3 separate regions of the Mus musculus genome follow, and regions 1 and 2 are each linked to region 3. The links are chromatin loops, found by intact Hi-C in ENCODE. Cell type or tissue: gastrocnemius. All regions are shown on one strand. Links, peaks and the distances in the headings refer to the core of each region. The heading gives the core; the rest is flanking DNA.

Region 1 (9,811 bases), core at 4,731-7,230, 120 kb before region 3:
AGAGCTGAGCCAGAGCTGCCGGAGCCGTGCCTTCCAGCACTGTCCGGACCCCCTCTGCCTAGCTGTCGGGGACAGGCTGAGCCCCCCATGGCCTGCCCTAGGACAGAGCCGGGAGCATCGGCAGCCTGCGCTCTGGAAGCTGGAACCCCAGAGTCCAGCACGCAGCCCTGTTGCAATCAGGGGCCTCCAGCAACAGCCAGCTTGACCTTCTCGTCCCAAAGCCCAGTCTGTGCCAGCCCCTCTATTCACTCACTCTACCCAACAGGCTATTCAGGTAAGGAATTGGCTGGCAAAGGACATGAAGAAAAGGCTCTGTCTTTCTAGGAGTGAGCCCTGCCTTGCACCAGGTCCGTGCCTTGTCCTGTCTTTCTAAGTGGCTGCACTCATGGGGGAGGAGGAGGGGTAGGGAAGGGGTGGGGCGGCACCCGGAAGAAATATAACTCCAGAGGCCCCCTCTGAATTCTCCATGGCCTTCAGGCCCCAGCAGCTTGGCCCCTCGGACCCTGGCTCTGAGGCAGCGCCTCAGGGCGTGTCTCGACACCATCCATAGCTTCCAGGAGGCTCACCTGGATGATGAATGCGCCTTCTACACCAGCCGAGCCCCACCTCCCGGGCCCACCCGGGTCTTCACCAACCCCGTGGTCACAACGCTTGAATGGCAAGATGCCCTGGTGAGCCTTCAGTATACAGCCAGCATGCCGACAGCCTATGGGACAGCAGCAGGTTGACCTTGCTTCCTCTACGGAGAAGTGATGGAACATGACAAGCCCTCTTTTTTCTCTCTCTCTTTCTCCAGCGTTTCGTTCCAATTGGCCCTGTGGTCCCACAGGACTCTCCATCATGACTCCGGTCTTTACTGGGCTTCTCCTCTGCTGCACTCACCTCTTCCTTTAGCCTTATTTATTGTTGGCCTGCCCATTGGACTGGGAGCCAACGCCCCTTTATCCTTTAATAAAGTTTCTATAAATTGTGTTTGAATGGGGCAGCCAGTGCTGTTGGTCTCCGGTGGCCCACTTGGTGGCAGTGTGCTCCAATTTAGAGGAGATTAAGCACTCAGGACCGTGGGCTTCCTCTTCAGCAGTTGTCCAACCAGAAAGTGGCTGTTCAGCCTACCTTCTTGGAAATTCGTGCGTGGGTTAGGGGGAAATTACGGAACCTGTTCCCTCTGAGATCGCTCCCACTCCAGGGGACCCACCAGGTATTCCCTCATCTAGAACACCGCTGTTAGACCTCTCAGTTGGGCACCTGTGGCTAAGCTACTGGAGGCTGAGCCAGGAGAATCTCTTGAACCCAAGAGCTGGAGGCAACCCTGGGCAAAAAGCTGTAACCCGTCTCAAAAGGAGAAAAACCACAAATAAACCAACACTAAGGGAGGGGGGGGAAAGTGGCTGGGATTCTTTTCCTATGCAGGGTCTTCCACACTCCACCTGCAAGGGCAGCAGGAGCCCTGAAGGGAGTCCTTCCTCTGCTGTCCTCCCTTGTGGTGCTCCTTTTCTGGAGAGGCAAGCCTGGCCAGGCTTAACTGCATAGATCAGAGATAGATCGCCCTGCTGAGATCGACAAGCAGAGTGAGAGGCCTTTCAGGGCGTCAGGCAAAGGGCCAGCCACTCCCCTGCCTTCCCTCCACCTCTGTACCAAGGTAGGCAGACACACACAATCTCCAACCTCACTTTATTGAGAGAAGTGACATGATCTGTAGCTCCAGGACCTAGCCTGGAGAGGGGTGGAATGGGGACTGTACAAAATGGGTTCTTAATGCTAGGAAGGAAGTCCTTGGCTCCTCCAGTTCACAGGAAGGCCGCTGGTGGTTGGAGCCTGAAAAATGGAGATGGGGGAGGGGAAGGGAAAGAGTGGCTGCTGAGGTCTGTATCTAACCTGTGCCAGAGTCCCCCTCTCACCTAGACAGGTTCCTTCTCTTCTGCCCTTTCCCTCCCAAGCTGTTAGGACGGCCCCTTTTTACCCCGGTGAGAGGTGAGACTTTGATCTCCGTTAGTGAAGCTTCCCCCAGTTCCAGGCAGAAGGGAGGGCCACGCTCGAATTTCCTCTCTCTCTCTCTCTCTCTGGCCGGTTTCATTGGATCCCAAGGTAGTCCCTCCCTAAGCGGCTGTCTTCATCTTGGCCTTCCCAACTCTTGACTCCCCCAGCCACTTAAAACCCTTGAGCCCCAAGAATCCAATCGCCCCCGCCTAGGTGGCCTGGGGAGCGGGAGAGACTGCGGGCTCTGAAGGATGGGGCCTTGGGCAGGGCTAGCAGGAGGTGGGTGCGGATTAGAGCGAGGGGTCGAGGGGGCGGGCGAACGAACATGAGAGTAAGGTGCTGGGCTCAGTCCGGGTAGATGATGAATCCTGAGAAGGTGCTGTACTTATTGGTGTTCCCGCCGTGCACCTTCCCACCGTCCAGCTTGATGAAGACCTCGTCACCCACGTCTAGGTGCAGAATGACGCTGTTGCTGGCATAGTCGTAGTTCTGATCCGCATCCTGAGCAATGGCGCTGGCCCGGACCTAGTGAGGGAAGAGAAAAAAAAAAAAAAAAAAAAAAACCAGACCCATTGATTCTTGTGCCCTGTGCAGAGCTGAAGTGACCAAAGGGGTTGAGTTGGTTGGCTGCTGGAGCAAGGATGGCTTAGGTTCTGGGGGAGCGGTTCTCAACTGTAGGTCTCAACTGACCCTTTTGGGAGTTATATATCAGATATCCTTCATATCAGATATTTACATTATGATTCATAACTAGCAAAATTATAGTTATGCAATAGCAACGAAATAATTTCATGATTGGGGACCACTACAAAATGAAGAACTGTATTAAAAGAGTTTCAGCATTAGGAAGAGCCACTGGGCTAGGAGTTCACAGAGCTTCTCTGGCATGTCTTGGGCACACACTTGTCTTCTCTGGGCCACTACTAGAGCAATACGGGGTAATAATAATGGAACCTATCTCACGAGGTGGTTAAGATTAAATGAGTAAATTACTTGTGGAGTTCAGAGCCATGTTCTGTATATAGAAAATGTTATATAGTATTGCTATTCTTGTGCCCCCCCCAAAAAAAGAAAAGCTTTCAGGATACTTCTAGGATTCTATGTTGTCTTGGAATTTCTAAATTAGCTTTCCTGAGGTGCAAACGTGTCTACACCTATGCTATACCTGTGTTGTACCAGTAGGAAAGTGAACTGTTTCCCTCTGGCCTCCTGGGCTTCCCTGGGGAGTGTCACCTGGTCCCCTACCATGTGAGGGACTGCCTTTGGTCTCTGATCTCTGGTCTGCAGCAGTCACACCACCAGCCCCTTCCCCCAGTTTCCATCCCATCGGGACTGGTTATTAAATCATTAATTATTCATCATTATTCTAATCATTATTTACCATTCCCAGGCCCGCAGTGTTGGCTCCATGGAATACAGAATGGGAGCTTGCACCGCACCACCCCCTCTAAAACCGCCACACTCCACCCTGATTCCTGGCACAGACTGAGTCTACCTACTTGATGCCACGAGAAGGAAGACACCAAGCTCTGCTCACACTCTGGCATTCCACGGTCACAGAGACACTTGGATCCTGTGGACACTCACTCCCTTGCAAACACTATCAACCCCATAAAGACTTGCATAGCCTGGCAACTCCCTTTCCTCACCCTCCGGTGGGAAGGCTTGCTAGGAACAGACCCCGAAACTGAAGCAGAAGGTGGGCTGGGCGGTGTCCTCTTGGGGTCCGAGAGCTTTTCAGCAATCTAGCAGGGCTCAAGGCTTAAGGCTTAAGGGATCCTGAGCAGTAGGCCTGATGCACCAGGGCCCCACCCCTCCCATGGAACATTCAAAGGTCACTGTTCAGTCCAAACCTTCTTCATCCTGCAGAGTACAGGCAGCTCTCTCCACTCAGCCCTATGGCATCTTGCTTGTTCAAATATGTGGGTCTTTGGGGGTGCTATCCCCTCAAATCTTAGGTGGCAATGCTTTTTGACTCCCCACTGGGGCAACACCTAGAGGAATCTGAGAGGTTCCCAGGGTGGGCTTAGGCCCCAAAGACCAGGCCTCCCTTCTTCCTGTCCATTGTCTCCTAGCTTTTCCAAATCCAATCTGGTTTACCCCACCACTTATATAGCCCCTGGAGCCAGAGACCCTTGTCCACATCTGCCTACACAATCAGTATTAACTGGGAGGAAAGCTTGGTCTAGGTTTGGCTCCAGGTCCTGGGGATAAACAAATAAGATCTAGTAGAGAGGCCAGTTAGTGTTTTCTCCCCTCCACCCCCTTTCACTTCTCTTTGAAAATTCAAGCTGAATGACTTCCCCTGGGGGGAGACTGCCACTACCCAAAACAAGAGATCCCATTCCATTCCCTGAAACCAGGTTCTCTAATAGCTTGTTCCATGCCAGGGCCAGGAAACCCACTGACTGGGAAGACCACCCCAATAGAGAGGGCAGCTCAAGGAAGAAAGAAAGAAGAAGCTATGGGCTGGGGAAGGTGCCACGGACATTTGATTTGGCAGGCTACAGTCGGAGGTTGGAGCGTGGAGGTTGGGGCCTTTGAGTCCTGAGTTCTAGCTCTGACCTCAGCCTACTGTCCTGTCAGGTGATTTTCTTTTCCAGACGCCCCCCCCCCCAATTCCTCCTCTTTGACTAAATTGAGTGACATTAGAAGTTTGGTAACCTTGCCAGTCTTGGATACCCTGATAGTGTTTCAGGGGAGAAGCTGGATTGTGAGCTGAGCGCGGGGAGTTTTAGGAAGTCATTAGCAGGATCTGGGGCTAAGTAGAGGGGCAACCTCACCTGTCCGTTCTTCATCAGATCGGCCCACATGCTGGTACCGTCACCGCCTCGCATGAGCACATGGTAAGCGAAGAAATAGACTCCTGGCATGGGGCAGGTGAACTTGCCGCTGGCTGCCTCGTAAGCGTTGCCCACGTTGGTCACCACGTCGTCAAAGCGCAACACTTCATAACCCTCGTGAGGCCGCCTTAGACCCGCGTAGAAGGCAATTCGGGGTACATAGCCGGCAGGGGGCGCTGCCCCTCCAGGGCCTGGGCCAGGAGGACCTGGGGGTCCTGGCCTGCCTGGCTCTCCAGGGGGCCCTCTGGGACCTGGGGGTCCTGGTGGCCCCCGCAGGCCTGCCTTCCCTCGCCGCCCCACCTCTCCCTTGGCACCTGGAGGTAAGGAAGGCACCGAGGCGGGCGCGCCGTCGGGGCCTTGGCCTCGGGATGCGTGGGGGTCACACACCATGCGACAGCGACCTAGCATCTCATAGTGTGTTGGTCCGCGAGAGCTGTGCACCAGTAGCGGGATGGCTACCAGCAGCAGCAGCACCATGGCCACCCCGACGGCTGCGCCCGCCACCCGCTTGCGGCGGCTCAGCCGTGACGCGGCCAGGGCCAGCAAATCCTCCTCACTTTTGGGCGCAATGGTGGCGGGGGCCCGGGGCTCTCCGCGGGCTCGGGCCCCGGTCTGGATCTCCCGACGGCTGTGCCGGACCACCTTGCCGCGGCGAATTCCTTCTGTGACAGCAGTGCTGTTCCCCAAACCGCCTGTCAGGGTGGCGATCTCCCCGTGAGCTGGGCCAAGGACAGCCCTTGAGGGTTCAGAACCTACAGTCTGATATTACCCTCGGGTGCAGTTCTAATGATTCAGGGCGCCTGAAACCTGCAGCTTCTTGGACGGCTGGTTTCTCACAGGTCTAAGATGCCACCTCTCCAGACAGTTGCTTTCTTGCGGACAGCTGTGCCTGGTCCCGGGCTCCCCTCGCTGATTTCTCCCGGCTAGACCGGGGACCTCTCCCCGCTCTCCCGACGTCCCAGGCTCTGAGCTGGCGCGGGAGGTGAGGTGGGGGGCTCTCTCTGGACGCGACCTCGTCAGAGATTTTGCACTCTAGCTCGTGGAAAGCACTACCTGCCTCCTACGGCCGCGGTGGCCGCAGCCCTCATCAGAGCCCTAGCCAGGCGTCCCTCTCCAGCAAGCGCTCTCCCTCTCTGCGTCCCTAACCTTCCTCCCTGGCAGCAGTGCGGGTGGTGTGAGTCGCTGCGCGGCAGGAGCCACTATAAGCGGCCGCAGGCGGAGCGACCCCTGGCGCCCAGAGCGGGAAGCACGGGGGCGGGGCAGGCCGCGCCATCTCCCCCCACCTCTCCGCCGAGCCCCGGGCCTCCAGGTTCCCTGCCTGCTCCCAGGGCTCTGCAGCGATTCTCAGCCCTCACCGTATGTATCCTCACTTTCACCCTGTAGCTGGAGTTTGGTATTCTCAGCGCTTAAAGGAAGATAAACACAGTGATGGGGTAAACAGGGGTCAGGCTACAATATACGTATAAAACCTCAGAGGGGGAATGCAGAGCTAAACAAGGGGCAAGGGGGACTCATATATAACAAACAGAAAACAGAAATAAATAGCAATTCGCCATCACACGTCCCTCGGTGCCCCCAACCAAATACAGAACATGGCAAAGGGCTCAATCGGTACTTGTTGACCAGTCTGGGAAAAGGCAAATCTGTCATTCCCACCCTGGCCTCTATGAATTTGGGGGGGGGGGTGTCTCATAGCACATAGCAGCAGAAGCAGCAGAGAGAAATGAAAGGAGAGAGAGAGAGAGAGAGAGAGAGAGAAACTAGGGAATGAGCAGGAAACGGACAGCCGAGAAATCAGAGACAGAAACAGAGACAGAGAGACAAAGCTTCGAAAAGAGACTGACAGACGGCCCCAGAGCGGGAGAGGGAGAGACAGAGACAGAGAGAGAGAGAAGGGAGCCCAGACAGGTTGACAGATCGAGAGAGAAATGTAAATGGCGCGCTGCAGAGAGACACCCAGGTCCGTGTTCGGACTCCAATGTGACATATCAACTGTGAAGAAGACGCGGGGGCGGGGCAGCTCTGCAAGCGGAGCGGTAGGCTATGGGTCTGTGTTTTGTGACAGTGCTGGATACTGGGTGTGTGGTGGGATGGGCCATACGATCCTGGCCTTGCTGTCCCTGGGTGAGTAGGACTGTGGATTGTGGGCTGTCTTTGTGTACCCATGTGAGGCTGCTTGAAGAGGGTGTTTGTATGTCTCTGTCTTAGTACTGAAATCCAGGACCCACAGAAGCCAGCTATCCTGTCTGAGGACTGAAGCCCATGGAGCCTGGTGAGAAAGTCAGAAAGCTAATCTCACTTGCTCTGCCCAGACTGGTACAGCCTCTGTCTTGCCCCAGACCAGTCTTCATCGGCCCCAGTCTGGGCTCCTTTTGGCCTCCCCAACTGTTTATTAACTAGAGAAAAATCTAGAAAAATCAGGCCCCAGATAATGGATGTTTGGTTGACTGTGCATAGTAACAAGATTCAAATATGGATTAGGTATTAGGTGACTATGGCCTGTAAAGGTGACTATGCCTGCTTTCAGAGCGACCAGGAAGGAATACTGGCTCTGGGCAGGCAGCATGCACAGGGAACGCCAGTAGCTGCCTCTTCTCAGGGGATAGAGGGTCAGAAGCTGGGAGAGCGAGGGTGAACACTGAAGGATCTAGGATCTTTGGAGGCCTGGCAGGAGGCAGCAGCAGAGGCCTCTGAGAGCAGGGACAACCAAGAGTGTGGAATGTGGAGGGCACAAGGCATGCCCACCAGGGCATAGTTGTCGGGTCGAAGGTGATTTCTTCATCTCTCATTTCCTGCACACCTTCCTTGGATTCCCCCATCTCTTCATTCTCAATCTGGAGAAAGAAGGGGCTGGGCTGGGCTGGGGCTGGGCTGGGGCTGGGGCTGGGGCTGGGGCTGGGGCTGGGGCTGGGGATGGGCCGAGGGCCCAACCTGCCTGTAAGGATTGGTAGAGAAGGGATTGGATTGGCAGCCAGTGGGGGAAGGGCTCCTCCTCCATAAATACAAATTTTATTCAAGGTCTTTGTCACCATTTGTCTTCCTCGGGGGGCTGAGGGCCATGTCGGCCCTGTGCATGTCTAATGCCATATCTGCTCCCCCAGGCTGCATGATGGATGGATCAGAGAGAGCAAGGCCCCGGTTCACACCAGTCTCCCCTGCAGAGCCTCAGGCCTCATCCACCCCAAGTCCTGACACCCCTCTTCCCTCTTCCCACATTCTTCTCTCTCCATTCAGCAGAAGGCCTCTCTGTCCAGCTCTTCATCCTAGTTCCCAACACCCCCCCCCTTTTTTTTACCCCCTCACCTTAACCCCTTTCAGATACCAGGTTTTCTCTAGAGCATCCTTCTGCTGTCTCCACTCCAGGCTGTGAGCAGCGTGACCGGTGACCAGCCCGGCTGCAGGAGGAGGCAGCAGTTGTGTTTGGTGTGTGTGTGTGTGTGTGTGTGTGTGTGTGTGTGTGTGTGTGTGTAGGGGGAGCAGGCTTGGCTCACAGGGAGCCAAGGGGCCAGCTCTATGAATTTATTCATGTTCTGTTGCTCTTTCCCCACGCTCTGGAATGAAGCCGCCAGCTCACCAGGACCTCATAGCTTCCCCGGCAGCTGTCACACTTGTCCAAGGTATCCAGTTAGGGCTAATCCAGGAGGTCTTCCCGGGGCCAAAATCTGTGAGAGAATGCTGGGAAATGGGGAGGGGTCAGGAATAGTTCACCTAGAGCCTCTCTGGGGATCAAGCTAGAAGGTTCCGGTGGGCGGTGAGTTTAAGAATGGGAAGTAGGCATCCAGGGGCACAGCAAGACTCAGAAACAGGGTGCAGGACTGGTGGGAAGCAGGTGAGGAGGGATGACTTCCACAATCTCCTAACCAAACTCCAGTCTGAATCCTGTGCCAACCTCTACCAAGGGCTCTGCATTTACAATGATCCTAATCTCAGGTTATACACTCAATTTCTCTCTGACCCTAAAAACAAACAAACAAACAAACAAACAAACAAACGGAACATAAATTCTGTAACAAGATCCTAAGGGGAATCCTTACCTTCTGGGAACCCAAGGGTTTCCCCAGAATTTCCCCCAAGGCTATATAGTCAAGGTGTGTGTCAGAGCTCCAAGGGCCAGACTTTAAATTAGCATGTGATTAGCATATGATTTGCATGTGTTATGTGCCTTCTACTCTGCAGAAGTTTTCGTGTTAAATTTTTATTAAGTCTAGCAGAAAGGTCCTGGCTCCTTGAAGGTTCTTTCTTTTCGTTCTTTCTCTCATACTTATTGTCACTGACCCAGATGCCCTCTAGGGAAAAGAAGGGGTGAAGAGGTCGGCAACAGAAGGGATGGAAAAACTGAAAGTGTGGCTTCCATCACTGTGCAATCCTCAGTTTCCTCATCTGGGGAGGGAGTAGGGGAAGAGAGAGAGCACCTGGCTGGTGTTCCATCAAAATCCCCTTCCTTTCCTCCTCTTCAGGACCAGTAGAGAATTATATTCTCCCTCCCCTTCTGGCTTTCAGTTCCATTTAGTTCCATTTTAGAGGCCACACATGCTAGAAGCAGCTGGGTTGCCTGGCATTAGATGCATGTGTACAAAAGAAAGGACTTTGTCCATCTTTGAACACGGGGCATTGCGTAGGACTGGAGAGAACATTTTTTATAAATTTTTTAAAAAGGATTTATTTATTTATTTAATTATTTAATGTAGCTGTCTTCAGACACACCTCAAGAGGGCATCGGATCCCATTGCAGATGGTTGTGAGCCACCATGTGGTTGCTGGGAATTGAACTCAGGACCTCTGGAAGAGCAGTCAGTGCTCTTAACCACTGATCCATCTCTCCAGCCCAACATTATTTTTTAAAAAGATTTATTTATTTATTTTATGTATATGAGTACACTGTAGCTGTATGGATGGTTGTGAGCCACCATGTGGTTGCTGCGATTTGAACTTGATCAGTCAGTGCTCTTAACTGCTGAGCTATCTCTCCAGCCCCTTGAGATAACATTAAG
Region 2 (9,811 bases), core at 4,626-7,125, 150 kb before region 3:
AGCCAAAGCTGGGACCTTAGATGTGAGCCAAGGGCCTGACTAGCAGAGAAATATTAAGGACACTGGCCTATCTTGGGGATATGGCATGATGGTGTGCCCAATCTTGAACCTGGACCAAAAGGGTCTCCAACTAATACTCGGTTACAAAGACTTAGACAAGTGCCATACGGTATGCTCTCCTGTTTCTGATCCTCTGTCCTGTGGCAGAGGTGAGTGACATTGTTGACCACCCACTGTGAGTAACGTTTGTTGAGCACCTACTGTGAGTCCCAAAAGGAGACTGTTGCCAGCTCTGTTCTCTGGAGGAAAAAACTGAATCTCAACAAGACAGTAGGGCTGGAAAGATGGCTCAGCGGTTAAGAGCACTGACTGCTCTTCCAGAGGTCCTGAGTTCAATTCCCAGCAACCACATGGTGACTCCAACCACCTATAATGGAATCTGATGCCCTCTTCTGGTGTGTCTGAAGACAGTGACAGTGTACCCACATACATGGAATAAATAAATAAATCTTTAAAAAAAGAAATTAAAAATAAAGAAGACATAATTCACTTTGGGTCTTGTAGCTGTTAAGTATTCAGGCTGGTGACCTGACCTTGCTTCCAGAACCATTCATTCCCTTTACGCCACCTTAGCCTCAGCTACCCACATCCTCAGAAATATCTTGGGAATCTTGCCATCCATAAAAGACTGAGCCAAATCCCAGTCAATGTATTACACTCTCTCCTCTGTGTGCTGCCCCTTCCTCGGCCTCGCCAGAGTCCAGCTGCAGACCGGTAGCCTGCCACTAACCTCTCCGAATGCAGTTTCGAGTCCCCAGCACATAACTGACTGGTTCCGTTGCTGGTGGCCCACAGTTCCTTGCATGCACACAGCTGTTTCTCTGTAAATCTGCAGGGCAACCACAGGAGCAGAAGCAGAGAAAACAGCAGTGGCTAAGCACTAAGTGCCTAGCATTTTATAACTCATCGGATTCTCCTAATGATATGATACGATATGGGCGCTGTTGTTAGCATTCCCGTTTACGGTTAAAGAAAATAGGGCAGACCCTTTGTTCTGGCTGGTTTTGTGTGTCAACTTGACACAGGCTGGAGTTATCACAGAGAAAGGAGCCTCCCTTGAGGAAATGCCTCCATGATATCCAGCTGTAAGACATTTTCACAATTAGTGATCAAGTGGGGAGGACCCATTGTGGTGGTGCCAACCCTGGGCTGGTGGTCCTGGGTTCTATAAGAACGCAAGTTAAGCAAGCTAGGGGAAGCAAGCCAGTAACATTCCTCCACGGAGGCCTCTGCATCAGCTCCTGCTTTCTGACCTGCTTGAGTTCCAGTCCTGACTTCCTTTGGTGATGAACAGCAGTGTGGAAAGCGTAAGCTGAATAAACCCTTTCCTCCCCAACTTGCTTCTTGGTCATGATGTTTTGTGCAGAAATAGAAACCCTGACTAAGACACCTTTCAAAAAAGCCCAAAGTATGCTGCTCATTAGGTTGAACAGCCATGTGCCCCCCCCCACCCCCCAAGTCCCAGCACACTAAGGAAGGACAGGCTTACCTTCCCCTCCAGCCACTAGCTGACTGGTACTTGGCTCCTTCCACTTGGCATCCAGCACTACTCTAAGCCACCAGTGAGAACAATCCAAAAAAAAAAAAAAAAAAAAAAAAATCCTAGATTCTCCCTGCCCCAGAGGCCGACAGCTTGAGAGACACCACCACCACCAAACAAAACAAAACCCATCAATAAAACCTGTTACTTTTTCAGCCTTTACCATGTATGTGTTAAGCATGTACATATATGTATTCATTTAACACAGTGATTTCTCAGCCTGTGCGCCACAATCCCCACAGGAAGCGCATATCAGATACTTACATGGCCGTTCACAACAGTAGTAAAATTACATTTCTGAAGTAGCATTGAGATGAGTTTAAGGTTGGGGGGGGTCACCACGGCAGGAGGGACTGTGTTAAAGGATTACAGCCTCTGGAAGGTTAAGAGCCCTCCGATATTTAGCCCTCTGATGCTTTGCTGACAGGAAACAGAGGCCAACAATGAGGGTCGTTCTCTAGGGCACGGGTCCTTTGGGAAAGGGTGGCAGTTATGGCAATCTTACCTGTGGCTTTTTCTCCTCTGTCTTTCTCCTCCAAGAGCTCCCCAGCCTGGCTCCTCACCACTAGGAGTGAAACCTTCTCTGCTTTGCCTTGCTGTGTCCCCCCACAGGCTGGCCTTCCTCAGGCCACAGGAGCAGAGCCCTCCTATGAAGTTTTCTGGTCCCCTCTCTTCTAAGACCTCCTGGGAGTGAGCTAGGGGCTTAAGCAAAAGGGGCAGAGGAGGACAGAAACTTCATCTGCAACGCCCTAGTGCCAGAACCTCCCCTGTTCTGCCCAGCCTCTACTTCAGCTGTCTTCAGAGGCTCAGCTCTGCCACCAGCTCCCTGTGCGAAGAGGCTCAGGCTCTTGGGGACTGGGCTCCAGCCCTCTGGGATCATCATTTGCTCTAAGAACTGGCCTGGGTGCAGCTCCAGACCAAAGGCAGCAATTGTTCAGAGCCCTGAAAGCGCCAAGGCGCCAAGGCTTCTTCTACATACTCACCTCTGACCCACCAGCCCCCCACCCCAGCCCAGGTCTGACGAAAGGTACCTCTCTCCACTGCAACAACTGGGGTGTGGCAGGCTCTGGTTTATTCGCCTTGTTCTCCCTTCCCCAACCCCCCTTTTCTCATCCCCCTAGCAACCAAACTAGATCCATCAAAGAGCAGGACCTGGCAGCCGAGCTGGGAGAGACTAATAGCCTGGAAGGAAGGCGGGGCCTGGAGAGGAACGGAAGCCTAGGGATGCAAGCCAGCACTGGGCGTTGGCTCTGACCCATCTCGGAGGACACACGGAAGGTGGGGGAGTTCTCTGCTCTGCAGTCTGCAGGGAGCCATCCTCCTTATCCCAGTCAGGCATCCAGCCTAGAACCCCAAGCCTTCTTCTCTTACACCCGTCTCTTTCTCAGGACCCAACTGAGGTAGACTCATCCTGTTTGAGAGTCCCAGGGTCCCCAGTGGTAGCAGACACATGGCTCTCAGCAAACCCAAAGGGCTTCAGCATCCTTTCTCCTGCAGAGAATCCAGACGGCCTCTGTCCACTCCTGGGACTGCCTGTGCTGCATTCTGGAAGTAGTGTGTCACACAAAGGTCAGACACCAGCCTTTCTGCTAACTGGGGTGTGGGGGCGCTGTTAAGGGGTGTAGCTGTGTATTCCTGTCATGTCTGTGCACACATGCATATTTGTAGCCTCTACAAAGCTGGCTCAGTGAGTATTGGGCAAGTTATCTGTGGACCTGTCGGAGGACTTCTCTCTCTAACAGGCTGTAGTGGCTGGGTATCTCTCCCATCTCATCTCCCTTTATCTGCACCATGTCTGGGTACCTGCATCTCCTCTGCACTGGAGACTGGTGCCTACTAGTCTATATGTCTTTCAGCCCTGGCAGCTGCTATCCCCCACCCCCCTCCCCTTCCTACTTCAGGAATTCCTCTGGTTCCCGTAAGGCCCGTGACTGCCCAGCAGATGGTGTGGAGGGGGCACCAATCCAGTAAAGGCTGAAAGTGTACCACAGGCCCACTCAGCCCCAACAAGAGTGGGCACCTCACAGGCCCTTTCATGGCACAGACCCTTGGAACCCCGACATCCTCAGCACCCTGTGAGGTGCCCACTCTTGTTGGGGTGGGTGTTACGTCCGAGTTTGGGGGCTGTGTCTTTAAGATGGAAACATCACCATGCAACTTCTGCTGGTCCAAGGGCGGGGGTGGGGGTGGGAGAGCTGGTCAGTCCATTAGCTGCAGAGCTGGCGCCAATCACCAGCCCTTTACCGTGCCCTGGGGAGTAGGCAGAGATAAGCTCTTCCCCAGCTCCCTCTGCCTCAGCCCTCGGTTGTGGCCAATGATGGGGGGCAGTTGACAACAGGTGAAAGGAGAACCCCAGTTTCAGGAGACAGGAGGAGGCACGAATTCCCTGGCTTAGGCCAGGTTAGCTCTCCCTCCACCTACCCCACTTCTCATTGCTCAAAACTTGCCCTTTTCCTCAGGTCCTCATATTCCCTAATTTTTACCCCCTCTTCTGAGAGGGCACCCCAGGTCAAGCCATGTCCTCCCATTCTAGGCTCCAGCGTTGGATGCATGCTCTAAGGTAGACCTTAGCCCACCTCCATCACATCCCGGATCTCAGCCAGCAACAAGGGGGAATCAAGCAGGCAGGGTGCCAGCAACCAGGAGAGGGAAGGGGTGGTGTCCTCTCTCTGCAGGGTGGGGCATCCCCCTCCCCACACAGCCCAAGGCTGAAGTCAGGCCAGTGGGAGGAGCTGTCGTGGCCCCCCACCCCCCCTCCCCGGAGACCGCAGGGCTATAAAGCCGCCCCGCATCGGTCTGCAGCTCCTTGCCACCCGGCCTAGTTCTGCCAAGCGCTGAATGCCATCTTCCGCCAGCATGAGCCATCATCACTCGTCGGGCCTGCGGTCCAGCATCAGCTCCACCTCGTACCGCCGGACCTTTGGGCCGCCGCCCTCACTGTCCCCCGGGGCTTTCTCCTACTCGTCCAGCTCTCGCTTCTCCAGCAGCCGCCTGCTGGGCTCGGGGTCCCCGAGCTCCTCGGCGCGGCTGGGCAGCTTCCGTGCCCCTCGAGCGGGGGCACTGCGCTTGCCCTCGGAGCGCCTCGATTTCTCCATGGCCGAGGCCCTCAACCAAGAGTTCCTGGCCACTCGGAGCAACGAGAAGCAAGAGTTACAGGAGCTCAACGACCGCTTCGCCAACTTCATCGAGAAGGTGCGCTTCTTGGAGCAGCAGAACGCAGCCCTGCGCGGGGAGCTGAGCCAGGCGCGGGGCCAGGAGCCGGCGCGCGCCGACCAGCTTTGCCAGCAGGAGCTGCGCGAGCTGCGGCGCGAACTGGAGCTGCTGGGCCGGGAGCGCGACCGGGTGCAGGTGGAGCGGGACGGGCTGGCGGAGGACCTAGCGGCGCTCAAGCAGAGGTCAGAGGGCAGGACCGGGCCTGCCAGACGCTCCCTTCGCTCCCCCTGCCTTCCCCTCCAGATCCAACAGCCCTAGGGCGTGGCCGGGCTGGCCAACCCCAGGGCGAGCCTGCAGCATCCAAGCCAGCCCCCTCCCTGCACTTTGCTCCGAGAGCCTAGCGGAAGTGACCAGACATTAAGGGGACTCCCTTCTCTGTTCCTAGTCCGTTAGACGGGCAGACTGAATCCCTCCTTTTAGATCCAGGACAGCTGCATAAGCAGATGGGGGCGGGGTGCTGGATGTGGCACGAGGTCTGGGAGGTCACCCCGCAGTTCAGCATCTTCCCACTCTGCCTGTCAGGTTAGAAGAAGAAACCCGCAAGCGGGAGGATGCGGAGCACAACCTGGTGCTCTTCCGTAAGGTGAGTGAGGGGTCACGTCGAGTCCCAACACCCCAGCTGCACCCCCAGCTGCGTCTCCAGGGTGGCATCGGTGGGTTAAGGGAGGCCACTCCGTGCTTCCGAGACAGACAGGGAAGACCTGGCCCTTCCCTGGCCTGAGGAGCCCTCCTATTGATCCCCTATTCCCGTTCGCGAAGGACGTGGACGACGCCACTCTGTCCCGCCTAGAACTGGAGCGCAAGATTGAGTCTCTGATGGATGAAATTGAGTTCCTCAAGAAGCTACACGAAGAGGTGGGTGGTCGGGGTGTCTGGGAAGGCTTGGGAGAGACCTCGCTGAAGCTGCGCAGACAACAGGGATGCGTTGTGATGACAACCCCACCCTTTACAGGTGTTTTTGACTCCCACCCATGCGCCACCTGTTGGCGATAGGGGTAACTACACCCTGAACCTGACAACTGGCTTAAGGGCAACTTGGGCTCAGGTCTCAGAATTCAGAGGGGGTGCACTCCCTAGCACCCCCTTCTGTTCAAGAAAAAGGGGAGCTTTTTAATTAATTAATTAATTAATTAATTAATTAATTAATTAATGTTCTATTCACAACCCCCGCCTTTCCTGTCCCGTAGGAACTTCGAGACCTGCAGGTGAGCGTAGAGAGCCAGCAGGTGCAGCAGGTGGAGGTAGAGGCAACAGTGAAGCCAGAGCTGACGGCGGCGCTGAGGGACATCCGTGCACAGTACGAGAACATCGCGGCAAAGAATCTGCAGGAGGCAGAGGAGTGGTATAAGTCGAAAGTGCGAGAGCATTGGGGGAACCCTGGGGGACCAAGGGTGGGGAGGCACTGGGAATGGCGGTGCGCATCCCAGCCGGGCTTGTCTGCTACCGCGCAGTATGCTGACCTGTCGGACGCCGCCAACCGCAACCATGAGGCCCTACGCCAGGCCAAGCAAGAGATGAACGAGTCTCGACGTCAGATCCAGAGTCTGATGTGCGAGGTGGATGGGCTGCGAGGCACGGTGAGCACTGTGAGGCTGTCTGGGGGCGGGGGGGGGGGGCGGCAGTGGATGGATGCTGAAAACCCTTCCGACTGCCCGCATCTTCTTCCCCTTCCCCAGAATGAGGCGCTGCTCAGACAGCTGCGGGAGCTGGAAGAGCAGTTCGCCCTGGAGGCTGGAGGGTACCAAGCAGGCGCAGCACGGCTGGAGGAAGAGCTTCGACAGCTGAAGGAAGAGATGGCGAGGCACCTGCGAGAGTACCAGGAGCTCCTTAACGTCAAGATGGCCCTGGACATCGAGATAGCCACCTACAGGAAGCTACTGGAAGGGGAGGAGAGCCGGTGAGTGGCGAGGCTACTGGGACAGGTCAGGGATGGTAGGGACTGGGACCTGGCGAAGGGAATGACCAGGCTGTGTGCTTTGTCCTCAGGATCTCAGTGCCGGTTCATTCCTTTGCCTCTCTAAGTTTAAAGACGACTGGTGAGTCCTCCTTGCCTGGCTTCCAGCCTGCATCTCCTTTACCTCCTGCCCCGATTGTTCTGATTGTTTTGAATATGCTCTTCCGAGATTGCTTCCTTCCCATATACTGAGGCTCCTGTCCTTCAGAAGGTTGGCGTGGGAGCCTGAAAGGATAGACTTCCAACCCTTGCCGTGTCCTCTCTCTCCTGCCTTCTCCAGTGCCTGAGATGGAGCCTCTCCAGGATAGCCACAGCAAGAAGATGGTTCTGATCAGGACAATTGAGACCCGGGATGGGGAGGTAAGACAAACCGCTTGATCCAGAACTCCACCATTTCTAGTGTTTCTGAGCCCCAATCTGGCTTGGGTATTGAGGGTACATTTTTTTCTTGAGAAGTTCACCAGATAGAAGGGTGTACCTGTGCCATTGTCAGGAGTCAGTTCTTTTCCTTTGCTGTGAGTTTAGGGGTCAAACTCAGTAAGGTTTGTGTGACAAGTTCCTCTACCTGCTGAGCCAGAGAGGAACACCAGACAGATGAGTGGATAGCCAGGTAGTGGTGGTACACACCTTTAGTCCCAGCACGTGAGGAGCAGAGACAGGCGGATCTCTGAGTTTGAGACTAGCCTGGTCTACAGGGTGAGTTCCAGGATAGCCAAGGCTACAACAGAAAAACCCTGTCTCAGAAAAACAAAACAAGGATGCTGGATAGATGGTTTGGGGATTAAGGGCACTGGCTGCTCTTCCAGAGGACCTGGGTTCAATTCCAAGCACTCACAACTGTGTTTAACGCCTGCTGCAGGTGATCTGACACCTTCACTTAGACATAAAGTGCAGTCCAATCACCAATGTACATAAAGTAAAAATAAATAAATCATTAAGAAAAAACAAAACAAAACAACAACAGAAGAGTGTATAAACTGTAGTCTTGGCAAGCTGTGACAGGCAGGACACAGGATGATTTTCGGGAGGGTGGTGCTGATTGTCCCCTGGTATGGTTTGCCCCCAGAAGGTGGTGACAGAGTCCCAGAAGGAACAGCACAGTGACCTGGACAAGTCTTCTATCCACAGCTACTGAGGCCTCAGCCAGAGCTCTGACCCTGATCTCAGCCTATTCCTAAGCTTGGCCCTCCCCAGCACCAGTCTGTATCCAGTCCTGCTCTGCATGCCACAGCCCCTGCCTGCCAAGCAAGCGCCAGCCTGATCCAGAGGCTGGGCCTCTTCCCGATGCATAGGTGTGACCCATAGCTTTCTTGTCCTTGTAAGAGGTGGATAAAGATACCCAGGACAGCAAATCTACTCAAGAATGACCCCATGGTCTGTGGGGTGGGCCAGAGTGTGGGACTCACTCTGAGTCAAATAAAACTGCTACTGAGAGAAACTCCTTACTGTGTTGGTCTGAGGTACTTTCTTTTCTGACTCTCATTTTCTTGGCACTCACGACTCCAGTGGACCCTGTTGGGTTTTCTCAAACTTCTCTGTTCCTTTTCAACTTAAAAAAAAAAAAAAGGATCTTTGGGTGTAGCTCAGGCTAGCCTTGAACTAAACTAACTTTCAATCTTGCCTCAGTGCCTCAAGTGTTGAGATTACAGATATGTGCGACCATGTCTATAACCTCCTCCATTTGAGCACCATGGCACAGGGGTGCCTACACACACACACACATTAAATTACAAAGCCCAATAGGATAGACGCAGTCGCTGGGTGGTGGTAGCACGCACCTTTAATCCCAGCACTGGGAGGCAGAGATGTGAAGATCTGGACCCATGAGTCTCAGTCCTGCTGTAAGACATTTTCTCAATCAGTGATTGACGTGGGAGGGCCCAGCCCATTGTGGGTGGTGCTATCCCTGAACTGGAGGTCCGGGGTTCTATGAGAAAGCAGGCTGAGCAAGCAATGAAGAGCAAGCCAGTAGGTAGCATCCTTCTGTGGCCTCTGCATCAGCTCCTGCCTCCAGGTTCCTGCCCTGTTTGAGCTCCTGTCCTGACTTCCTTTGAGGAAGAACAGCAAGGTGGAAATAAAAACTGATAAAATTCCCCCCAACACACCTTGCTTTTTGATCATGGTGTTTTCATTATAGCAATAGAAACCCCAGCTAAGACCGAACATTCTTCTGTATAGCCCTGGCTGTCCTGGAACTCATTCTGTAGACCAGGCTGGCCTTGAACTTAGCGATTTCCCTGCCTCTGCCTCCCGAGGGCTGGGATTACTTTACTGGCATTTTTTGAGCTAAGAGCTTGCTATACTTTTGAGCCAATGTGGAATTTACTCTGTAGCCCAGAAGAGCCTCAAGCTTGGAATGATTTTCCTACCTCAGTCTCCTCAGTACTAGAATTACAGGCACGCACCACTATGGCGTCTCCCTCTCAACTTCTGGGTTTTTTTCCCCCCTGGATGTGCTGACTGTCCATACACCTTCCCTTATTGTTGTATCTCATTTGAGAGCCCCCCCAAAACCAACCAGGAGCTGACTCTGATGTAGTCACATTAGAATCTCTTTATTACAAACTCAAGTTTGTGCTTACTCACCACTGACCCACAGGACAGTCTGGTGAAGCAGCCTCCAACCCTCACTGGGACAGGGCTTTATAGGAAATGGGAGCAAAGTGGGGGGGGGGTGTCCAGCCTGGCAAGCATCTAATTGGATGACTATTGTCAGCCGACAGGTGGGTCGGCAAGACCATGAACAATCACAAATGGTCTGAAAGTACACCTGAAACATTCAGATTAATCTTTTTTTTAAAGATTTATTTATTTATTATATGTAAGTACACTGTAGCTGTCTTCAGACACACCAGAAGAGGGAGTCAGATCTCATTACAGAAGAGCAGTGTTCTTAACTGCTGAGCCATCTCTCCAGCCCCCAGACTAATCTTTGTCTGTTGCTAGGAAGTAGCTCTGGAGTATAAGCTGAGGACAAGCCATGGGGTCCTTCCTGGTAGTGCAGCTTGAGTTCAGTTGCAGGTCAAGTTCTCAGGCATTTTTCT
Region 3 (9,811 bases), core at 4,693-7,192:
GCTGTGACTGAGCCAGGGCGTGGTGGTGCAAGCCTTCAGTTCTAGCACTTGGAAGGCAGAGGCAGGCCAGTCTTTGGGAGTTTGAAACCAGCCTGGTCTACATAGAGACTTAAAAACTATCAGCCATACAAATAATAGGTTGCTGCCTCTCAGTCAAAGCTTAGTGTTATAGTCTACAGTTATGGTTTATGTATACACACAAATATGAGTTTATCAATTAATGTACTGTGCTGACATACTAATTCTTCATACGAGTTTTAAAAGTTTTCCCCAAATCTTTAGCATTCTGAGTGTAGAATTTAATTTATAAGAGATTGCATCACGGTGTCTGCATCGACCGTAGGAAAAGGAAGCACCCTGGAGGCGCCTGAGCCGCCTTTTGTTTTGCTTTTCTTGGAATTTCTTATTGTTACTATTTTTATTTTTTGATAAAGCAGAATTATCAGGATGGTCAGAGAAGACCTCCCATGCTCCTACAGTTAAGCGTGTGCCCTTGTCTCCTGTCGTGGGATTTCCTTTGTTTTTCCACTTCAGGATGATCCTATTCAGTGTCTGTAATCAGAGAGTAAGGGGAGGCAGTGAGCTGAGAGTTGAGGATCGGAGCGCCGTAGCCTTGCCGGGTGTGGTTTTTCACAGAAGAGGCAGACGTGATGGTGGGTTTGCGTGCAGGTGTGCAGCACCGGTGTGCAGGAAAGCTTTGCGGAACCGATTCTCTCCCTCCACCAGGGACTTGGGATCAGGTGTGCATGGCCGTGCTTTACCCCGCTGAGCCGACCCCATGGTCCAGCGGAGGGTTTTATCTTCATGAGATCGAACTTGTGTGGGAAGGTCGTTTAACCTACCCTCAAACCACTAAGGATAGGAATGCTTTGTTAGGTGGTAGCTCACGAGTCATTGTGCCTGTGGCCACAGCCATGGCAGGTGGGGCCAGAGACCGCTGCGCTGAGCACAGGGAAGTGTGGCGAATACAGCAGAGATGCTGTCTGCTTCTCAGAAGTAGATGCATAAGCACTAAATAGTGTATCTTGAGATGTCTAAATGTCCCAGCTATCTAGCCTACTCTTGTCCTTTGGTTCTTTTATAGGTAAAGGTTCAGATAAACTAAAACTGGTAAAAAGGCACAATCCTTACTTTTGAGAAAAAGGTACTTTTTAAAAATACATCTTTTAGGGGCTAGAGCAGTGGGTCAGAAGTTAAGAGCACTGACTGCTCCTCTGGAGGACCTGGGCTCTATTCCCAACATCCACAGGGTGGCTAAGAACTGCCTATAACTCCAGTTCCAAGTGATCTGATGCCCTCTTGTGACCTCCATGGGCACCAGGCATACACAGGGTAGACAGACATACCTTCAGGCAAAACATCATATACAAATATATAATATGCACACAAAGAAGTGTGTATCTTTTAGAGAGCTAGGAAGATGGCTCAGCCAATAAAGTCCTTGCTGTTCTGGCATGAATATAAGTGTTAGAAGCTGGGTGTGTGGGCACATATCTAACTCCAGCCCCGGAAAAGGGGAAACAAAGCCAGGCGCGGTGGCGCACGCCTTTAATCCCAGCACTCGGGAGGCAGAGGCAGGTGGATTTCTGAGTTCGAGGCCAGCCTGGTCTACAGAGTGAGTTCCAGGACAGCCAGGGCTACACAGGGAAACCCTGTCTCGAGAAACGAAAAGAAAAGACAAGGAGAGGGGAAATAAACGCCTGGCACTTAGGGCTGAGGCCCCAGTGAGAGGCCACGTCCTAAGCCAAGCACTGGAAAGGGGGTCGAGAGATGACCTGTGGGATAAAATGCTTGCTTCACAAGCAGGAGGCACTGAGTTCAAATTGTGGTACCCACATCAAAACTGAGTACAGCAGTGTGGGTCTGTAACCCTAGAGCTGGACACACAGACATGTAGGACACAGGGCCCACTGTCCAGCCAGTCTAGCCAAAACAAGGCCTCTAGGTTTGCCAAGAGACCCTTACGTCATCTTCTTGTTTTATTTTTTATTTGACATGTGAAGAAACTTTTGGAGAAAATGTGACTTGTCCAGTATCATATCTTTTTGTTTTCTTTTTTTCTCAAAAAAAATGTGTTTGGTTTCTAGTTTGTTTGTTTGTTTGAGACAGGATCTCACTGTGGGTCCTGGCTGGCCTAGAACTCTCTTTGTAGACAAGGCTGGCCTCGAACTCACAGAGGATCCACCTGTATTGCTTACCAAGTGCTGGGACCCACAGTCAACCAAAATTGACTATTTCATTTTATGTATGGGGGTGTTTTGTGTACATGTGTGTCTGTGCAGCATCACATGTGTCCCATGTGCCCAGAGAGGCCAGAAGAGAGCGTGGGCTCTCTGGGCAGTTGTGAGCTGCCATGTGAGTGATGGTACTCGAGCCTGGATCCTCTGCTTGAGCCAGTGCTTGTAATCACAAAGCCATTTATTAACCACACAGCCCTAGTTGGTTTTCTGAGTCATGTGATGTGTATGAAGTCATTATTGAGAGCTGAAGAGGGAACTCAGTGGTTAAGAGCACTAGTTGCTCTTCCAGAGAATCAGGGTTCAGTTCCCAGCACCCACGCCATGATGCCTCACCACCCCCTGTAACTCCAGTTTCAGGAGATCCAGCACCCCTTCTGAGCTCTGTAGGTCCTACTGTGTGTCTCCGTGCCGGTGCATAGGTGTACATGCAGGCAAAACACTCACATATAAAATTAAATTTAAAAAATTTTAAATCCTTAAAACATATTTTCTCAATCTTGAAATCTGTAATTTTGCACTTGAAATCCCAGAATGCTGGAGGCTGAGAGGAACTGAGGTTGGTGTGATTGACAGGTGGGAGTAAACCCGTAAGTAGGTCTTTTATAGCTGTTAAGAAAATCAGTGTTAGGCTAGAGAGCTGGCTCAGCACTTAGGAACTCTCAATCTTCACCAAAACTGAGGTTCAGCTTCCAGTGCCCACGTGACGGCTCACAGATGCCACACCTTCAGTGCCAGGGGTGCCGTGACCTCCTCTGCTCTCCACAGGCACAGGGCATACATATGGCCAACATAGATACATGTGGGCAAGCACTCACACACGTGGAAACAAATCTTTTTTAAAAGACAGAAAGCAGGGCCTAGCAAACACAGAAGTGGATGCTCACAGTCAGCTAATGGATGGATCACAGGGCTCCCAATGGAGGAGCTAGAGAAAGAACCCAAGGAGCTAAAGGGAACTGCAACCCTGTAGGTGGAACAACATTATGAACTAACCAGTACCCCGGAGCTCTTGACTCTAGCTGCATATGTATCAAAAGATGGCCTAGTCGGCCATCTCTGGAAAGAGAGGCCCATTGGACACACAAACTTTATATGCCCCAGGGGAACGTCAGGGCCAAAAAAATGGGAATGGGTGAGTAGGGAAGTTGAGGGGAGGGTATTGGGGACTTTTGGGATAGCATTGGAAATGTAATTGAGGAAAATACGTAATAAAAAAAAAATTAAAAAAAAAAAAAAAAGACAGAAAGAAGGGCTGGTGAGATGACTTAGTGGGTAAGAGCACCCAACTGCTCTTCCGAAGGTCCGGAGTTCAAATCCCAGCAACCACATGGTGGCTCACAACCATCCGTAACGAGATCTGACTCCATCTTCTGGAGTGTCTGAAGACAGCTACAGTGTACTATAGAAGACAGAAGCCGGGCAGTGGTGATGCATGCCTTTAATCCCAGCACTTGGGAGGCAGAGGCAGGTGGATTTCTGAGTTCGAGGCCAGCCTGGTCTACAGGGTGAGTTTCAGGACAGCCAGGACTGCACTGAGAAACCCTGTCTCGAAAAACCAAAAAAAAAAAAAAAAAAAAAAAAAAAAAAAAGACAGAAGGAATGAAAGACGAGTGCGAGTGTTGATCTTCAGAGATAGCTCAGTCAGTAAGAGGCACAGGGCTTGAGCCCAGTCTCCAGAACCCACATTTGAGGCTATCTGGCCTCCATGTGTGCACTGCACCTGGCTTTCTTAGCTTCTGAGGTTTTAGCTCAGATGGTCTTACAAAGCAAGCACGGCATTGCTAGCTGTCTCATGACCCTGGGTGTAAAGTTCTGTATATGTCAGTTAGGAATTGACTGCACACAATAGAGTGACCTAGGTAAATGCATTTCCTGTTCTCTTGTGAAGAAGCCCAGAGATAACTAATATATAATTAGCAGGGCATCACTATATATTTATTAGAATGTCAGAGGGGTAACATTGGGACCCAGGTTCCTCTCTCCTTTCTAGCCACCTTTACAGCGTGCTCTGGTCGAAAGATAACTCCTAAGGATTCAGTAAGGGAAGGGTGAGCATCACATGACTCGACCACTGTAAGCTAGAGCTTCCTGTTGGGCCCACCCTCTGCTCGCTCACATCAGTGTTGAAGCTGAGCTAGGGCACACACCATGTCATCTGGAGCAAAGCCCAAACTAGGTGTGGACCCAGGAACATTGGTACTCAACATTTTTATTTTGATTTCGTGCATTTTGGGTTGATTTCTCAAGGCAGGGACTTGCTGTATTGCTGAGACCAGCCTAGAACTCAGTATATGGCCCAGGCTAGCCTTGCCATCACAGTCCTGCCTCAGCTGTCCAGATGTTCAGGTCACAGGCATGAGTGCTCAGACCTGGCTTAACCTGGGGCTTCTGACAGGAAGAAGAGGAGAAGGGCCTTACTCTTTTTAATAGGCTTTGTCACAGTCCTCTGCTTCAGCTGCCCAGTGACCCTCTTTATTATAAAATAAATAGATCCCTTTAAAGGGGGCTAGAGAGATGGGTCAGTGGTTAAGAGTACTGTTCTTGCAGAGGACCTGGCTCCAGTTTCCAGCATCCACATGGTGGCTCACAGCCATCTGTTAATTCCAGTTCCAATACCCCCTTCTGGCCTCTGAGAGCCCAGACACGGTACACACACATGCATGCAGGCAAAAAACACCCATGTGTTTATGTGTATAAAATAAGGTAAAAAGCTAAAGGTTATTTATTAAATAAATTGAATAGATACACCTCAATTTCTTGTCAGTGGCCACCTCTTCAAAGCATAATGGTTGGTCCCTTTGTCTGAAAGGCCACATCCTCTGAATAACTAGAGCTCTCATCAGGCCAGAGATGGCGTGTTGGGGCTTGGGTCCATAAACTAAAGGAAGAGACCATGTCCCCTTCCTCTAGGTTACATCCACAGAAAAAGAGAATTAGAGTAAGAATTCTTGCCACCAGGTGGTAGCGGTGGTGGTGCACACCTTAACCCCAGCACTCAGGAGGCAGAGGCAGAGGCAGGCAGAGCTCTGTGAGTTCGAGGTCAGCCTGGTCTACGGAGTGAGTTCCAGGACAGCCAGGACTACACAGAGAAACCCTGTCTTGAAAAACCAAAATGAAAAAGAAACAAAAGAAAGAATGAAAGAGAAAACAGTGACCAACTCTTGCAGGACAGAGCTGGGCATCATGGCTTAAGTGTGTAATTCCAGTGTGTGGAAGGCTGGGCTGGGCAGAAGATCACATGCCGCCCTGTGCGCAGCGTTCAGACAGGCTTGGGCTTCAGGGTGAGAGGCTGTCTCAGGACAGCCTTGCTGGGTATCAGTTCCTAGGCTGGTGGTGAAGTGTCTCGGCTTATTTGTCTGACAGCTCCCAGCTTGGCTTCCTAGGGAGGACTTTTTTATTTTTTATTTTTTTAATCTGTTCTTTACCATATCTGTAGAAACAGGTGCTTTTTTAAAAAGAAGAGTATAAGAGCTTGAATATCTATCATCAGTTGATGTACTAATTGGGTGTGTGTGTAGAGTGGACGGCCGAATGAGACATGAACAGCAGGTTAACAGTGGCTCTGGTAAAGAGAAGATGGTGTGTCTTATAGACTCGGTTTGAGGGAGGGAGAGGTCTGTGCTCTACATAAAGAGACAGTGTTTGGACTATGCAATGGAAGTTGTTAGTGGTTCTCTGACCAGAGACAACAAAGTCAGAAGTGGGGGATGGGGGTGGGGGGGTATGCTTTTGCTTTTAATTTTGTATCTGTTTGTTCTTGGTGAAATTTGTGTCAAATGTTATACATATTTCTGTCTTCATATGTATACTTCTTGAGAACAGACTGGGGGGTGTTAGGAAGAGGAGAGAGAAATGGGAGATGATTTTATAAGTCCTGTAATTCATACGTGTTTGTCTTTTAACTACCTTCAGAGACCCCTCAGCTGGAAGCTGAGCCTCTGGTATCTTCAGTTTCTGCGTGAGTGGGCAGGCAGCTAGGCCCTTGACTGTCGGGACACACTCTGAGGCAGGTACTCACTGCACCTCTAACTGCAGCATAAACGTGACACTCCTTTTTCTTCCACAGTGGAAATCTTGCTCAGCCGGCAGAAGAAAGCGGAGCTTCTAAAGAAGATGACAGATGTGGCCGTTCGCATGTCAGAGGAGCAGTTGGTTGAACTCAGGGCTGATATCAAGGTGAAACTCCCTTCTTCTTTCATTGACTCTCTGGACCAGCCAGCACAGCAAATCTCCAGGAGTCATGGCTTCACCTAACATCCTAAACCCATGGGCTGCCCTTCTGAGCTTGACCCCTTACCAGACTTTTCTTTTAAATGGTTCTGTCATCTATCCAGTTGTTCTGGTAGGAAATCTTAGGAAATGTCTGCGTTTCTCGAATTAAGTCTGTCAGGAAACTCTGCCCATCCTTGAACTTGCTGTTGAATCTTGTTTTCGTTTCCATTCCACCATAAAGATCTTCAGCACCGTCACCTGCTGCTTAGCCTTCTGTGGTAGGCTTGGTTGAGTCTTTCCAGTTGTCCTGATCGTCCCTTCTTCAAACCTGCTCACACTTTAGGATGAACACTGTAATCCTTACACTGACTGCTGGGCTCGCCCTTGTGCCACCCCAGGCTCCTTTTGTGTTCTTCCTCTAGTCATGTTAACGAGCCATTTGCAGACACTTGCTGGCCCTCCCATTTAAAGAACTCTACGCTTGTTTCCCATCTGCCCCGAGCCAGTGTTGGGCTCCCCTCTTCCCGACTCCTGTCATGTCCTCTGTATTGGGCTTTCATGGCAAGTTAGAGTTTTAGGTGGCAAATCTGTCTGGCTCACTAGACTGTGATCAGTACTAAGTAGTCCGTGGCACACTAGCTTAGAACACATGCTTTTAACAGTTTGCTCAAATCTTGTTTTATAGAGAAATGTTAACAATTTAAGATCTTTACTGTATTTTAATCTCCTCATAAACACGTCTGAAGTTTAGCATTCATACCTTTATTGTTTGTCTAAGGCCTTTCTCACTGTGTAGCCCAAACGAGCCTCAACTTTCAGACACTCTTGCCTGCGCCTCCTGAGTGTAAGGATTACGAATGTGAGCACCATGCTTGCCTGGTATCTTTTAACTTTTATAAATTATAATATTTGGAGCCCTGGAGAGCTGGCTCACAGGTTGAGAGCACTGATTGCTTTTCCAGTACCCACGTGGCAGTTAACAACCATCTGTAATTCCAATTTCAGAGTAACTGATGCTTTCTTCTGGCCTCATAGTCTACATGTACATGCATGCAGTCAGAACCCTCATATACATAAAATAAAAATAAATAAACTTTGGGGGGGAGTGTGTTGGGCGGGGAGGGAGACGTGTGTAAGGCTCTGTGGTTAAGAACGCTTGCTGCTTTGCCGAGGAGCCGGCTTCAATTCTCAGCACTCACACGGTGGCTCACAACTATCTATGGCTTCAGTTCCAGGGCCTCTAACACCCTCTTCTGTCCAAGGCCCCCTAGGGCACCAGCCACACATGAAGTTTACATACATAGACTCAAGCAATTACTTGTTACACATAAAGGAAAGTACATGAATTGCTTAAAAAAAAAAAAAAAAAAAAAAAAAAAGGTATTTCTGAGAATAAGTGTGTGAGCCCCAGACGCTGGATTGTTGTCGGTTCCCGTGGAGAGTGTGCTCTAAGTCATTTATAAACAGGAAGCTTTCGGGGCCAGGAGAGGGGGCTTTCTATTCCTCAGCCTTTCACCGCCGCTGTTTCCAAACATGGGCTTTGCTCCCATGTTTGAGGGGAATGCTTCCCGTGCAGGCCTGGGACAGGCATGGGGTAAGGTAAGCTAGGCCCTCCCGGGTCCGGGTTCACACAGACCCGCCCTCCTCCCCTGAGAACTGATTGGTGTGTGAGAGCCGGCAGGTGTAAAGTGTCAGTGACGTTCCTGCTCCCCGACAGTCCATTGCGACACTGGATGGTATCCCCCTCACACTGGTGCCACTCAGTCTCATTCAGCTGCTTGGGAGACACCAGAAACCCCTTCGTAATTAGGTGAGAGTTCTGGCTCCCCTGGGCGTCATCTGTTCTCTTCCTACGAGGCTAAAAGGTTTCTAGAAATACTCGTGCGGGCTGACTAAGACTCTAATCTGTTTCTTTCCACGTTTTAACACACTGAAGTGGGTGCTGTGCAATTTAAGCGTCTTATTTCCAGATCATTGTACTTCTGTCATTTCTATTATGTCTTTGGCTCAACAAACCCTAGAATTTGTTTCAGAATTAATATGAGGCAGATATTCTGTATCTGAAAGCGCCATTACAAGGAGTTTGTGTGCTCTCCTAAGCTGCAGTGTGCTCAGAATTTTTAGGATGTCAGATCTCAATGGTAATTTTTCTCTCCTTTCCCTATTGGTATTTCTGGATACGTTCCAAGAATTCGGATGTGTTTGAAGCGGGCATCGACTTCCCAGTGAGGAGGTGTGCTCCAGGAAGGAGTTCAGCTGGTGCCCACTTTCTCTGACCTCTGAACTTGGTGTTTCGCCTCCTCCTGTGCAGTGTGGGTGGGTAGAGGGAAGATGCCGGACACCGAGACACTGTTTGTCTCATAGGTCCCTACAGGTGCCTCATTCCTGACATGATCTTGTCGCATACTTTCCATAGTATGGTGAGCTTTTGGCCCAGTGGGCTGGTCAGCACAGTCTGCTTTTAAAAGGATTAAATCGCTTGCAGCACAGATGTCTCGTTTGCAGCCTTGCCTTTCCACGTGAATGGTTTTTCATCTCAAGAAATTGCTCCTATTTCAAAGACTCTGAAGTCCTATTTTATAAGGAGACAATATGGCTTTTCTTAGGAGGTTTCTCCTGAAGGACAACAAACCATCTACCTAACGGGGTCATTGTGGGAGCCATGAGCACAGGCTGCCTCTGCTTCTGTGTAAAGTGGTCCCATGTGGAGAGTGCTCCAGTAGGGAGATGGTTCTTTACTCTAAATTTTCCTCCCTCCCTCCCTCCCTCCCTCCCTCCCTCCCTCCCCTCCCCTCCCCTCCCCTCCCCTCCCGTCCCTCTCTCCCTCCCTCCCCATTCCTATAGGTCATAACCATTAGTTGTTGACCATTTATAACATTTCATCAAACTATGAAGCTTGTCTTCGGACCCTTGAGAAAATGAGTGTATTTGTCTGATTACTCAGTATCGGTAATGGAATGGCCATCTAACAAACTTTAAAGCAGTAACAATGAGAAAGTTAGAGAGACTTCTTTTCCCATCTCTAGATGTGGTTTTAATTCTGTGTGCAGTGCTTGTCTCACTTGGGACCTTTTCTCTCTTTTCTCCAGCACTTTGTCAGTGAGCGGAAATATGATGAAGACCTTGGAAGGGTAGCCCGCTTCACCTGTGATGTGGAGACTCTGAAACAGAGTATCGATTCTTTCGGACAAGGTGAGAGAGAGATCCAGACCTTAGATGCTGAGGAGACTGTCCTCTTGTGGTGAAGGCACACGTGCTGACTGGCCTGTCCACTGCACACACCTAGGTGCCTCTTGTCTTGGGTTTGTGAAAACTCAATGGGCTACATAGGAATCCCTTTGACTGTAAAGACTAGTATT

What was found. Hi-C counts contacts between places; a loop is a spot of excess contacts. Peaks named below come from ENCODE experiments on the same cell type or tissue, not always from the same donor. Only the 100,000 strongest peaks of a DNase experiment are listed, where the experiment ranks them.
Region 1: a loop joins it to region 3, with 1.9 times the contacts of the local background. A loop is called at or near these places in 11 of 42 quality-filtered maps.
Region 2: a loop joins it to region 3, with 2.2 times the contacts of the local background. A loop is called at or near these places in 12 of 42 quality-filtered maps.

Annotation. Positions count from the first base shown.
Region 1 is chr15:99,082,432-99,092,242 of GRCm38, forward strand. It overlaps C1ql4 (complement component 1, q subcomponent-like 4), which reads right to left and starts at 5,297. Exons shown (of 2, transcript NM_001024702.1): 1 at 4,761-5,297; 2 at 2,323-2,502. The coding sequence starts at 5,297. The coding sequence ends at 2,323. It overlaps Troap (trophinin associated protein), which reads left to right. Exons shown (of 14, transcript NM_030159.1): 12 at 1-274; 13 at 478-671; 14 at 797-978. The coding sequence ends at 844. In gastrocnemius, for the core only: CTCF peaks have their summits at 4,986 (motif pointing right) and 6,049; DNase peaks (open chromatin) are centred at 5,078 and 6,048; H3K4me3 peaks cover 576 bases.
Region 2 is chr15:99,050,769-99,060,579 of GRCm38, forward strand. Prph (peripherin) reads left to right here and starts at 4,406. Exons shown (of 8, transcript NM_013639.2): 1 at 4,406-4,995; 2 at 5,336-5,396; 3 at 5,573-5,668; 4 at 6,001-6,390; 5 at 6,490-6,710; 6 at 6,800-6,849; 7 at 7,048-7,127; 8 at 7,834-8,210. The coding sequence starts at 4,439. The coding sequence ends at 7,902. It overlaps Gm41399 (a long non-coding RNA gene), which reads left to right. Exons shown (of 3, transcript XR_875655.2): 3 at 3-1,067. In gastrocnemius, for the core only: a CTCF peak has its summit at 5,797 (motif pointing left); DNase peaks (open chromatin) are centred at 4,911 and 5,776; H3K4me3 peaks cover 888 bases.
Region 3 is chr15:99,199,292-99,209,102 of GRCm38, forward strand. Spats2 (spermatogenesis associated, serine-rich 2) reads left to right here. Exons shown (of 13, transcript NM_139140.1): 10 at 6,307-6,416; 11 at 9,542-9,644. Among named protein-coding and RNA genes, the nearest start is that of Kcnh3, 20 kb to the right of the region's middle. In gastrocnemius, for the core only: no CTCF peak of the experiment used is centred there; no DNase peak of the experiment used is centred there.